Regions from separate parts of the Homo sapiens genome. Here regions 1 and 2 are each linked to region 3. Evidence: chromatin contacts called from ENCODE Hi-C or POLR2A ChIA-PET data. All regions are on one chromosome and are shown on one strand. The core of a region is the stretch at or near the end of the contact, and the rest is flanking DNA. Distances in the headings are between cores, read along the strand shown. Region 1 holds the start of IFRD2 (interferon related developmental regulator 2). Region 2 holds the start of IP6K1 (inositol hexakisphosphate kinase 1). Region 3 holds the start of IP6K2 (inositol hexakisphosphate kinase 2).

The links. A loop is a pair of places that touch in the nucleus more often than their neighbours do. ChIA-PET counts read pairs that join two places held with the same protein, here RNA polymerase II (POLR2A). Pooled maps may share reads with other maps.
Region 1: a map of naive thymus-derived CD4-positive, alpha-beta T cell shows a loop between it and region 3 (7-fold over the local background). The contact joins the promoter of IFRD2 here to the promoter of IP6K2 in region 3. A Hi-C loop is called at or near these places in 1 of 168 maps with a recorded cell type or tissue (naive thymus-derived CD4-positive, alpha-beta T cell) and 6 of 50 pooled maps. POLR2A ChIA-PET finds 5 or more read pairs at or near these places in 1 of 52 experiments (endothelial cell of umbilical vein).
Region 2: a loop to region 3 is called in a pooled map, with 17 times the contacts of the local background. The contact joins the promoter of IP6K1 here to the promoter of IP6K2 in region 3. A Hi-C loop is called at or near these places in 6 of 50 pooled maps. POLR2A ChIA-PET finds 5 or more read pairs at or near these places in 2 of 52 experiments (activated CD4-positive, alpha-beta T cell and activated naive CD8-positive, alpha-beta T cell).

Annotation. Positions count from the first base shown.
Region 1 is chr3:50,290,395-50,294,118 of GRCh38, forward strand. IFRD2 (interferon related developmental regulator 2) reads right to left here and starts at 2,035. Exons shown (of 12, transcript NM_006764.5): 1 at 1,823-2,035; 2 at 166-285; 3 at 1-78. The coding sequence starts at 1,880. It overlaps HYAL3 (hyaluronidase 3), which reads right to left. Exons shown (of 4, transcript NM_003549.4): 3 at 3,238-3,327; 4 at 2,438-3,121. The coding sequence ends at 2,852. RefSeq lists a silencer at 1,744-1,953 and enhancers at 2,334-2,523, 2,914-3,469.
Region 2 is chr3:49,785,257-49,789,384 of GRCh38, forward strand. IP6K1 (inositol hexakisphosphate kinase 1) reads right to left here and starts at 1,286. Exons shown (of 6, transcript NM_153273.4): 1 at 1,098-1,286. RefSeq lists silencers at 900-1,249, 1,985-2,149, 2,930-3,139 and enhancers at 964-1,653, 1,740-1,809.
Region 3 is chr3:48,715,528-48,719,376 of GRCh38, forward strand. IP6K2 (inositol hexakisphosphate kinase 2) reads right to left here and starts at 1,694. Exons shown (of 6, transcript NM_016291.4): 1 at 1,630-1,694.

The DNA of each region.
Region 1 (3,724 bases), core at 785-3,284, 1.6 Mb after region 3:
CTGTGAGACAGTCCACATACTCCTTCAGCTTTTCCTCAAGGTCTTCCTGCTGGCCCTGCTCATCCACGACATCCCCCCCTGCAAGGCCACCTGGTCAGCACCGCTTCTTGTCCTCAGCCCATGGAGCCCTCACCAAGCCCCTGTCAAACTTCCACCCGCTCTCACCAAGGCTGTCCTCTGCAGTGGTGCTGAGAAGGCTGGGGCATTCACTGGCGGTGCTGCGGGCCTCACTGGCTGCCTCATCGTCACTGGAACCCGAGTCAGCTTGGGCACTGCTCCGGGCACCTGGAGAAGGTGGAATAGGACACTCAACTTGCCTCTACTGATGAGGGATGGCTGGGGGTACCTCACTCGACCTCATAATCCCAAAAGATAGAATGGTGTCCCTCTCAGAGATGAAAAACCAAAGCCAAGGGTCAGTTCAGTAGGGCTGGTGCACTCCTGTGTGTGGGGTCTGTCCAGGGCCAAGGGCTGACATTGGCAAGGTTGGCTGCTGTGGCAGAGTTTTGGACAGGGTGTGATCACCAGGCTGGCCCTACTTCTAAGAACTACTCACACCCCTCATCTGCAGGACAAAGTCCAGCCTGCGCACTGGCCTCTGCTCCCCGCCACCTTTTTTTTTTTTTTTTTTTTTTGAGACAGAGTTTTGCTCTTGTTGCCCAGGCTGGAGTGCAATGACGCCATCTCGGCTCACTGCGACCTCTGCCTCCCGGGTTCCAGTGATTCTCCTGCCTCAGCCTCCCGAGTAGCTGGGATTACAGGCATACGACACCACACCCAGCTAATTTTGTATTTTTAGTAGATAGGGTTTCTCCATGTTGGTCAGGCTGGTCTCGAACTCCTGGCCTCAGGTGATCTGCCTGCCTTGGCCTCCCAAAGTGCTGGGATTACAGGTGTGAGCCACCACGCCCAGCCTGCTCCCATTTTATCTTACTATTCTACCTGCCGGAGCAGCCCAGCCTTCCCTCATTCACTCCACTGCGCTGGGGTCCCTCCAGCTGCCAGGTCTTTGTACAACTTGCTCTCTTCTCCATCCTCTCAGGACTCACCCAGAAGCACTTCCCCCCAGGCCTCCCTGAGTCCTAAGTCTGGGGCTGACACCACTCAGTGAACATGTTCCACACCCTATTAGATGTCCCCCACCCAAAACCCACCATGGTGGTGACCAGTTTAAAGTTGTGCCTAGGTATTTTCCTCCTTCCTGTGCCCGGCCCTCCTCCCTTCCCCCTCAAGAATAAAAATAAATAAATTTGTGCGTGGTAGGCACCCCATCCCAGCAGAGTAAACATATGTGTTTAACGCATTAAGATAGGCTCCTGGTCTAAGCTGATAAGCGAGTCCCAAGACTGCCTCAGGCTCCAGGATACTCAGCTACCTTGTGGAGTCAGGCCTGCCAAGCTGCCAAGGCCCTAACCAGGTAGCTTCCCAACAGAGCCCCCTCCCTCTCTTCACCGGAGCAGGCCAGGACTCCCGCCAACTTCCTTGACCAGTCCAGGAAAGGATCAGGGTTTGGCAAGAGGACTGGCTTCCTGCCCTGTCCGGTGAGTTTGTCCACCCAGCAGGCAACTGAGGCCCGGAGGGGCTGGCCGGGTCACCGCTGGGAGCGCGGACTCCCAACAGGCAGTGGGCAGCGAGCTCAAGTTGGGCACGCACGTGGCCAATGACTGCTGGGGCACGTGCCAGCCTCGGTAGAGTTATGGGAAGCTGCGTGGGGCTGGCCGAGGGGGTTCCCCACCCAGGGCCCTCGAGAACAACCAAGGGGATCCAGCAGGACCCCCGCCCGCCGCTCATACAGCTGTCCCGCGCCCCCCACCCCACTCACCTCCTCCACGGCGCTGACCACCCTTCCGGAGCGTGTTGCCCTTACGGGCGCGAGGCATGCCGGGAACCGGGCGCGGGGGGCGCGGGGTCAGGGACCCGGTGGGTGTGGGCTCCAGGCCAACGAGACGCCGGCCGGTGCGCTGCGCTGAGACTTGGCCAGACGACGGGAGCCACACGCCACGCGCGCCACCATCTTCGCGAGGCGCCCCGCCCTGCCAAACAGGTCGCCGGGAAGGCGAGTTCCAGGCCATCCGATTCAGGCCCACATCCACGAGGCTAAAACTACTAATCCCAGAGGCCTGAGCGCGCAGGCGACGGCGGCTAGCTGCGCGTAGAGCACCATGGGAATGGTAGTCCACGCCTGGGGCCCACCAGCCGACGACGCGCTGGCTGAACTATGCACCCACAATGCCCTGCGCGCGCCCCAGCCCCGCGTCGGGAACAAGTGCACGGTGGTTAACTCCGAAGCGTCCCTCAGTGGAGCACCAAGGCAGGACTGGCTTCTCAGGGCACTTGGCAGCGGGACACTCCAGACGAGACCTACCCCTGCCTGGGTCTGGGGACCATGGGAAGGGCTTAGAGCTTGGGATAACAGGAGCAACAGCCAAACCTCAGGCAGTGGAAAAAAGTGACTTTATGATGAAAGAGTGCAGACAACAGCTTAGCACTTTACCGACCTTCGCCAAGATTTTTTGGGGCCCATCTGCCCGTGCACGGCCCATCTGTGACCTCTCCATGGGCTTAGTGAGGTGTAGGCACAAAGCCCTAGGCTGGCAGCCCTAACTAGCTGGAACCTGACTCTCCCTGGAACTGCTTCCTTGCCATGGAGGACTCACATGATCTCAGAGGGCCTCTGGTTTTATAAGCGTTTTTTCTGGCCCCTTCTACCCCTCAGGGATTCCAAGGGAAGCGGGGTGTGTGCTTGGGAGGGTTGACTGTAAACTGAATAGAGCAAGAGTGGGACAGAGTAGTTCCAGGACTGGAAAAGTGGCAGCAGGGAAAAGAAGAGGCAGTGGCAGGGGCCCTGGCTTTATACTGCTTCTTTAGGCCCAGGCCTGGGCTCCTGGCAGGTGGGGCCAGCCCAGCCCCAGTAACAGTGGCAGCTGAAGGACTTCCAATCTCCAAGGCTGCCGTCTGGCCACAGGTGTAGAAAGGCTTCCATCTGTCCTGGATCTCGCCGGGCACAGCGCCCGTGGCCATGGCACCGCTGGTGACTGCAGGCCATCGCTGCCCTGGTCACATTGATCACATAGGGGCCCAAGGTGTCCACCAGGTAGTCATGGAGATGCCAGCACTCCTCCTGAGGAGAAGGGAAGATATGTGTCAATATGCCTGCTCTATAATCTTGACATGGCCGTCCCCCACCCTGGGACCCCAGCATGTGCTACATGGCAGGCTCAAAGGGGCAATGATCACCTCAGAGCTGGAGAGGCTCAGGTCCCCCCAGAGCACCACGCCGGCTGCCCCTAGTGCTGCACTCACACCAATGGACTGCACAAGGTCATCCTGGAGGCAGAGAGCTGCTAAGCCAGTGCTGGGCTGGCCAGATCCATGTGGGCACACATCCACATTCAAGAAACTCTTCTGGTTCACTGTCACAATCTGATTCTAACTCTACAGTAGGGACTCTCTAGTTTGGTTTGGTTTTAGAGGCGGGGTTTTACTCTGTCATCCAGGCTGGAGTGCAGTGGCATGATCATAGCTCACTGCAGCCTTGAACTCCTGGGATCAAGTAATCCTCCCACCTCAGCCTCCCAAGCAGCTGGGACTACAGGTGCATAACACCTGGCTAATAATTTTTTAGGCTGGGCACAGTGGCTCACACCTGTAATCCCACACTTTGGGAGGCAAAAGCGGGAGAATCACTTGAGCCCAGGAGTTCAATACCAGCCTGGGCAACATG
Region 2 (4,128 bases), core at 36-2,535, 1.1 Mb after region 3:
CAGCACTTTGGGAGGCCAAGGGGGGTGGATCACGAGGTCAGGAGTTCGAGACCAGCCTGGCCAACATGGTGAAACCCCGTCTCTATTAAAAATACAAAAATTAGCCGGGCATGGTGGCGCGTGTCTGTAGTCCTACCTACTCGGGAGGCTGAGGCAGGATAATCGCTTGAACCCGGGAGGTGGAGGCTGTGGTGAGCCGAGATCGCGCCACTGCACTCCGGCCTGGGCAACAGAGCGAGAGACTCTGTCTCAAAAGAAAAAAAAGAAAAAAAACAGTTAATTTGCCAGTTCCATATCATCCACAACAAAAACAAGTTTCTTTTTCCGATTCTAAGACACTCCTACGTTTCCTTTGTCTCCTATGGCGAGCATCCCTTTAGGAGATAAAATCAAGTCATCACCATAATACTCACTTTCTCCTAAAGCAAAAAGAGGAAGACATTACCACTCTCCAAAAAGTGGTGGTGAAGAACCAAAGAAATTATGTTCCAAAATAAAACTCAGCCATTATGGACATTTAACCAGGTTCTTTGCGAGGAAAACGGTGAGCTTCGAGGTACACGTGAGGTTCCGAACGGGTCTCAGGAAGCAGCAGCCAGGCAGAGGGTCCCCCTTGCCATAATCATAGGGCCGTGACACCGGCCTGCCTGGCTCGCGGGGGCTTTGGCTTGCTTCGTCTAGTCTTAGCATCCAGCGTCCTGAAAATCACTCGCAGGAACGCTATCTAAGAAAGAGGTAAGTCTATTTCTCAGCCAGGAGCAACATAACTCCCAGGAGAGCATCAGGGTGGCACCGGACACACTTTAGCGCTCCGGATCAGCGGAGTCCAGAGCTTCGGTCAGAGAAGCTGGTTTCCCGCTACTAGCCGGCCAACCCTCAGGCACTGGCGCTCTCCGTCCTCCACACCGGCTGTCCCCCCGGCTTCGGTGCCAGCATCTGGGAGGCTCGGCGGGCGGCCGGTCAGGACGCTCGAGCGATGTTCCAGTGATGGCCCCACCGGAGCCCCGACCCCACACGCGCCCACTCCAACCCCGCGCCCGCCACCGCCCTCCCCGCGGGCGTCAGGCCGGTCTATCGGCCCGGCTCCTGTCACTCACCTGCCCGGCCCGGGCACCGAGCGCCCACGGCTCCCTACGGGAGCTGGGCCCCCCGGGCCTCCAGGTTTCGGCCCGCCCCCTGGCAGGCAGCACAGGTGGCTGAGCACCGCTACAGCGGCCTCTCACCGGCCGCTTGGTCCAGCTCCCGGCGCTGCCCACTGGGTACGGATCAACAACAAGATGGCGGCTAGCCGAGGGGGCGGGGGCCGGGCGTCATAGTAACCAGGACTGCAAAGAACCCGCCCCCGAGGGGGTGCTATCCCCAATCAACAGTCTTTTTGCTCGTCGCCAGGGGAAGTGCTTCCTGCTGACAGGTCAGCTCACGTGTCAGTCAGAGTCTGCCTCTCAGGGCCTCTGCCGAAAGCGTGGGGCACGTGACTGTGACGGCATGGGTTGGCGCATGCGCTTCGTTCCCGGAGTGGCTGGCGGCGGAGTTTTCGCTGGCTACTACGAGGCCGGAGCGCCCTTGGCCTCTCTGCGTCCCTGGCCCTCGTGCGGTACCGGCGGCGTCTTGTCATACACTTGCGCACACACAGGGAATCTCAGCGGTGTGCTATTCGTTTTTTTGTCCCCCACTCTGGGAGAAGGGGGGTGCAGCCCCCAGTTCACTCTGGAGAGGAAACTGAGGCTCAGAGAGGGGAGGCCGAGCCAAGGTCACGCCACCTCTAGAAATGGAGGTGCTGGGTCTCGCACCTCCTCCTGCTGGTTTCAGAGTGTGAGGAGCCTCTATCCCAGCTTCCCACGCTTTGTCCCTTACTAGCCTCGAGGTACCGCAGTCTGTGCTGCCACAGCAGCCTCTGGCTCATTGCCCATGCTTTCCTGCCTGAGGTTTAGAGCCTAGCACAAGTCCTGACACACAGCGGGCACTCCCTTTTCTCTTCCCTAGAGCATCTTGTCTTGAGATCCTGTGACAGCATCTTTTGCCCTGGACTGTCATGACCGGCCTCCCAAGCAGACTAATGGTCCCAGGAAGATGGTCACACCTTGCTCCCCATACAGAACACCTAACTCTGGGCTTGGCTTCAGGCTTAGAACAACAGATGAAGTTACGTGGCCTGGGCCCACACCCAAATGCCCCAACTAGCTAACTCTGACTTTTGAGCCTTAGCCTCTCTTTAGCTTTGGTTGTCCCATCTGTAAAATGAAGATAAAAGTGGAGCTTCTCAGAGGAAGATTTAATGAGCCCTCAGAGCAGGGGAAGAACTCAGGAAAAATCTGCCTACAACCACTTCCTGGAACAACCTGCTTCCAAGTTGCTGTTCCTGAGGCGTGCCTTAAAACACTAACTTTGGTGGAAGCCCCATGAAGCGTTTTTGTTTTGCTTTGTTTTGTTCCCACAGAAGGCTTTCAGCTTCTTCCTGGCCCTGGGATACCATAACTGGTTCAGAAGGGGAGGTCCTCCTAGCTAGGCGCAGTGGCTCATGCCTGTAATCCAGCACTTTGGGAGGCCAAAGAAGGTGGATCACTTGAGGTCAGAGGTTCGAGACCAGCCTGGCCAAAATGGTGAAACCCTGTCCCTACTAAAAATACAAAAATTAGCTGGACGTGATGGCAGGTGCCTGTAATCCCAGCTACTCAGGAGGTTGAGGCAGGAGGATCACTTGAACCTGGGAGGCAGAGGTTCAGTGAGCTGAGATCACGCCACCACACTCTAGCCTGGGTGACAGAGCAAAATTCTGTCTCAAAAAAAAAAAAGGGAGGTTCTCCAGTACCCTGAGGGGGTTCAGGCCCACAGACTCAACAGACGAGTAAAGACTGTGATAACTTGGATTTACCACAGTAAGGTCCTCTTGGAGAGCTGGCAGAAGCCTGAGACCTGATGTCAGGTTGGGCATGGAGAGTGGGCCAACACTGCATCCAGCAAGACCTGCCCACCAGCAGATTGCTGCAGGCCACTTGGCTACATGCAATAGCTCAGGTCAACACAGGGAGATGTGAGAGCAGAGGAACCAGAAGAAACAGATCAGGAAGAAAAGCCAACAACCCTCAAAAGGGGGATTCTGCTAATCCTCCAGGACCAGCCATGCCACAGGATTCTCAAGTCTGCATCACCCCTCACCGCAGTGCAAAAGCTCCAGATCCTTCCCAAGAAAACCTCCACATACAGTTGGCAAATTGCCCTGAAGTTTGATGGGACCCTCAAAAAGCAACAGTGGTATAACTACTGTGGATAACAGTTCGGAGGTTCCTCAGAAAACTAAAAATACAGCTACCACATGATCCAGCAATCCCACTGCTGGGTATGTACCCAAAGGAAAGGAAATCAGTATATCAAAAAGATATCTGCACTTCCATGTTTGCTGCAGTGCCATTCACAATAGCCAAGATTTGGAAGCAACCTAAGTGTCCATCAACAGGTGAATGGATAAAGAAAATATGGTACATATGGGCCGGGTGCGGTGGCTCACGCCTGTAATCCCAGCACTTTGGGAGGCCGAGGCGGGCGGATCATGAGGTCAGGAGATGGAGACCATCCTGGCTAACACGGTGAAACCCCATCTCTACTAAAAATACAAAAAATTAGCCGGGCGTGGTGGCAAGCGCCTGTAGTCCCAGCTACTCAGGAGGCTGAGGCAGGAGAATGGCGTGAACCCAGAAGGCGGAACTTGCAGTGAGCCGAGATCACGCCACTGTGCTCCAGCCTGGGCAACAGAGCGAGACTCCATCTCAAAAAAAAAAAAAAGAAAAGAAAATATGGTACATATGCAGAATGGAATATTATTCAGCCATTAAAAAGAATGAGATTGTGAGATTGGCTGGTGCGGAGGCTCATGCCTGTAATCCCAGCACTTTGGGAGGCTGAGGCAGGAGGATCACCTGAGGTCAGGAGTTCAAGACCAGCCTGGCCAACATAGGAAAACTCCATCTCTACTAAAAATAAAAAATAAAAAAATTAGCCGGCATGGTGGTGCACACCTGTGGTCCCAGCTACTCAGGAGACTGAGGCACGAGAATTGCTTGATCATGAGAGGCGGAGGTTGCAGTGAGCCAAGATCGTGCCACTGTACTCCAGCCTGGGTGACAAAGTAAG
Region 3 (3,849 bases), core at 444-2,943:
CTTTGAAACACAAAAGAAATCTATTATATCTGTTACACTGATTTCTAGATCTCCCAGGTCCCTGCCTTGCTCCCTCCCTACCCAGGCCCTGCATAAAAAACAAACCAAACAAACAAAAAGCTAGTTTCTACAATTGTATTAACTCTAGTCAGTGTTCTTATCCATTTCATTTCTTTCTCTCTCTCTCTTTTTTTTTTTTTTTTTGTAGAGACAGGGTGTTGCTATGTTGCCCAGGTTGATCTTGAACTGCTGGGCTCAAGTGATTCTCCATTTGATTTCTAACAATGCCTGTGAATTCTAAAGTCACAAAGCAGGTAAATCTATCGAAATGACAATGTCAGACAAGACCACAGAAAATAGAAAAAAAATTTTAAATGACAGTTAACAGTTTAACTTTTTCTCAAAAAAAAAAAAAGTTACTAGGCCATCAATTTGCCTATTATGTCAAATGTGATAAAGTATTCATTTGGCCCTTTCTAACTCTGATAGTGGCTAAAGTTAAAACAACACCCTGAAGCTTCTCTTTAAATACTTAACACCCAAGTTACACGATGCAATTATACAAACCCCACAGCAACAACCTATATAAATAAGCATCTTAGTTCACTTAAAATATTACCTGGCTACAACTGCAAATACAGCAAACATTTTAAACACTAGAATTCAACAAAATTACTGTAATCATGGTCCTCTATTAAAAATATCATAGAACCGATGATCTACAACATTTTTGTTACCACGTTCCAAAGTGCCAGTACTTTTTCTTAAAACTATTCAAGATGATTTTTTGTTCTGTGTACATTCTGCTACGGAAATGTTTAATTCCAAGCAGTGACTAGTTCTGTTTTCCCTGGTATTTAAGAGCACTGGATTTTACTGGTTTCTACATTTTATTTTCACTCACTTTTCTGCTAGTGTAGCTTAGTTGATATATGAGAACGAATACAATCCTAAAATGAAATAAGCCATTAGGATGCAAAAGACAAAAGCGGTCTGTAATCAAACGTAAAGAGTGGAAATATCACTATAAAGGTGTCCTCTTATCCATTTAAAGGCATTTTTTCTATAATAAGGTTAAGTGTGTAGATTCCCTCATCGAACACCATCTGACGGGCCCAAATGGCATTCAACACTCAAAATGGCTGCACATCTGCCGACCCCAGGTAACAGTACCTGAGGCGCTGAGCTGACTCCCTATCCAAAGATCCGGGAAGACCCCTCCACCCGCCAAATATCTGGGGAGATCGTGGCCGCCAATGACCTGGGGAGACCCCTCAATGACACCGTAGATCTTGCGCTTCCCAAGACCCGGGGAGATCTCAATGACCAGGAAAGATCCTGCCCTCCCCCAAACCCGGGAGACCCCCTCCAATGACCGGGGAGGATGCTGGACCCCCAAAACCACGGAAATCCCTCCCCCAATGATCAGAAGAAAAACCCTCCTCCCAAATGACCCAGGGAAATCGAATCCACAGGGACCCCGGGAGATTTCCCCCACAATGACCACGGAAGAAGTCTTTCCCAAATAACCTGGGAGACTCCAATGATCAGAGATCCCGTTTCCCAGTAGCCTGAAAAAATCTCCCTCAAAGCTCCTCGGGCACTAGGGCCATAGGACGCGAGCTTTACCTGCCGCCTCAGCCGGGTTCCTCGGCGTTTCCGTCCTATTGTTTCTCTCGCACCAAAATGGCTGCGGCCAGGCCGAGCCCCGCCCCCTGCACCTCGCTCCCGGTGCCCCTCACTATTGGCTCGTCCTAGGAGCTGCGCACGCGGACTGGACAGCCTGAAAGGCGCTGTTGCTAGGGTGCCAGGATTCGCTGCAGCAGCTTCCGGAAAAGGCGGTGACTGGGGGCGGGGCCAGAGAGGGCGGAGCATTGTCCTCCGTCTGGGAGGGTGGGCCGGAGGTCTGACGGGCGGTTGGGTGGATAGACTAGCTGCGGGCCGATGGACAGCAGGATACCTGGGAAACAGATGGATTGACCAACAGTCTTGGTTTGTTCAGTAGTGAGCGATTTCGCAGGATGCAGGAATTTCAATGCTAACACAGAGACAGTCCACTACAAACTGGGAAGTTGGTCACTCTAGCAGATGGACAGAAGACTGGATGTGAATAGACGGAAAGAGGGACAAAAGAGTGCCTGTAGACGGTGGACAAAGAAATGGTTATAGATACAGACAGACAGATTATTAGATATGGAAGGGTGGACAGAGAAGTGGCCATAGAGTTTTCTGGGGACTGGTGGATGACCCAGTGCCCAACCCAGCTCCCACCAAGCACCACACCACAGGGCTTGTCTGAGGCTCATTTGTCTTGGGCCTGTGTTGGACAGAAGGGCTCTCACCTGAGTGAATGTCAGCATAGCTGTGAAAGGCAAAGGAGAGGGTTAGTGCCACTGAGAATGGGCAGAGCCTCCTACCTGATCTCTGCTCTTTCTGTAAAGGAGAACAATGTTGCAGCCCTGTGTACTGGGCATTTGCAAAGGTGTAAATTCACTCATACACTTTTTAATTCAACAAGTATTTATTAAGCACTTACACTCGGTATTGGAAATACAGCAGTGAACAAAAAAGGAAAATAAATAAATATCCCTGACCTTATAACAGTGGATAGGAGAGACTTCTGTGAGCAGCTCCTCTCACCTTAGCATGTGGTTTCCAGGGCTCCATGTCCTCCTGGTTTCCTCCAGTCTCACCAGTTTCTCATCTGTGTGTTTTCTCTTTGTCTACACTCACTCTTCCAAAATCTTATCCAGGCTCATGACTTCAAATGCCACCTACATGTCAATCACTCCTAAAAGTGTTTGTCCAGTCCAGACCCTTCCTGAGTGGCAGATTCACTAGTCCCACTGTCAACTAGACATCTGCACTCTGACTTCCAGTTGCTGGCATCTCAAACGCAACTTGTGCTACCCTAACACTGGCTCATCCGCCAAACCTACTTCACCCCACTTTCCCCAAATTGAGTGATAGCATCTCAGCCCTTCTTATTGCTCAAGTCAAACACCTCAAAGTACCCCTTGACTACTCTCTTTCCCATCTATATTCAGTGCACCAGGAAGGTCTGCTGTCTCCATCAGCATCATCTACCCAGAATGAAATCACTTCTTGCCACCTCCATACCTTTCACTGAGTCCAAACTGCCACCATTTCTCTTGAGTGCAATGTCACAGCTGCCTCCTGGTCTCCTCTTGCTGCCCCTGATGCCTTCAGTCTGTTCTGCACACATCAGCCTGTGAATACATGAGTCAGATCCTCCCATTCCCTGCTCAGAACCCTGGAGTACTTCCTCCCCAAGGGAAAACCAGAGACATCAGGACCTTCATAATTCCCTATCACCCCCCCGACTGTATCTCCCCGGCCAGCTTTTGGCCTTGCTGCTCAATCTCCCAGTGTTCCTCACACATCACACCCCATGCACTCTCCTGCACAGTGTATGAGTTATGGTTGTTCCCATGCCTGGATTGCACAGATTTCCAAAGAGCTGCACCCCAGCTCTCAGAGCCCCTCATTTCAGACTGTAACCTGCCCCACTCTGCCCCCAGCACTCAGTACCACCTTTATCCCCTCATCCTGGCTCTATATGTTTCCATAGCAGTTACCACCTTCTCAGAATTTTTTTTTTTTGAGACATAATCTTGCTCTGTCACCCAGGCTGCAGTGCTATGACATTGCAACCTCCGCTTCCAGGGTTGAAGCGATTCTCATGCCTCAGCCTCCCAAGTAGCTGGGATTACAGGCGTGTGCCACCACACCCGGCTAATTTTTCTATTCTTCAATAGAGACGGGGTTTCACCATGTTATCCAGGCCAGGCTGGTCTCAAACTCTTGGCCTCAAGTGATACACACTCC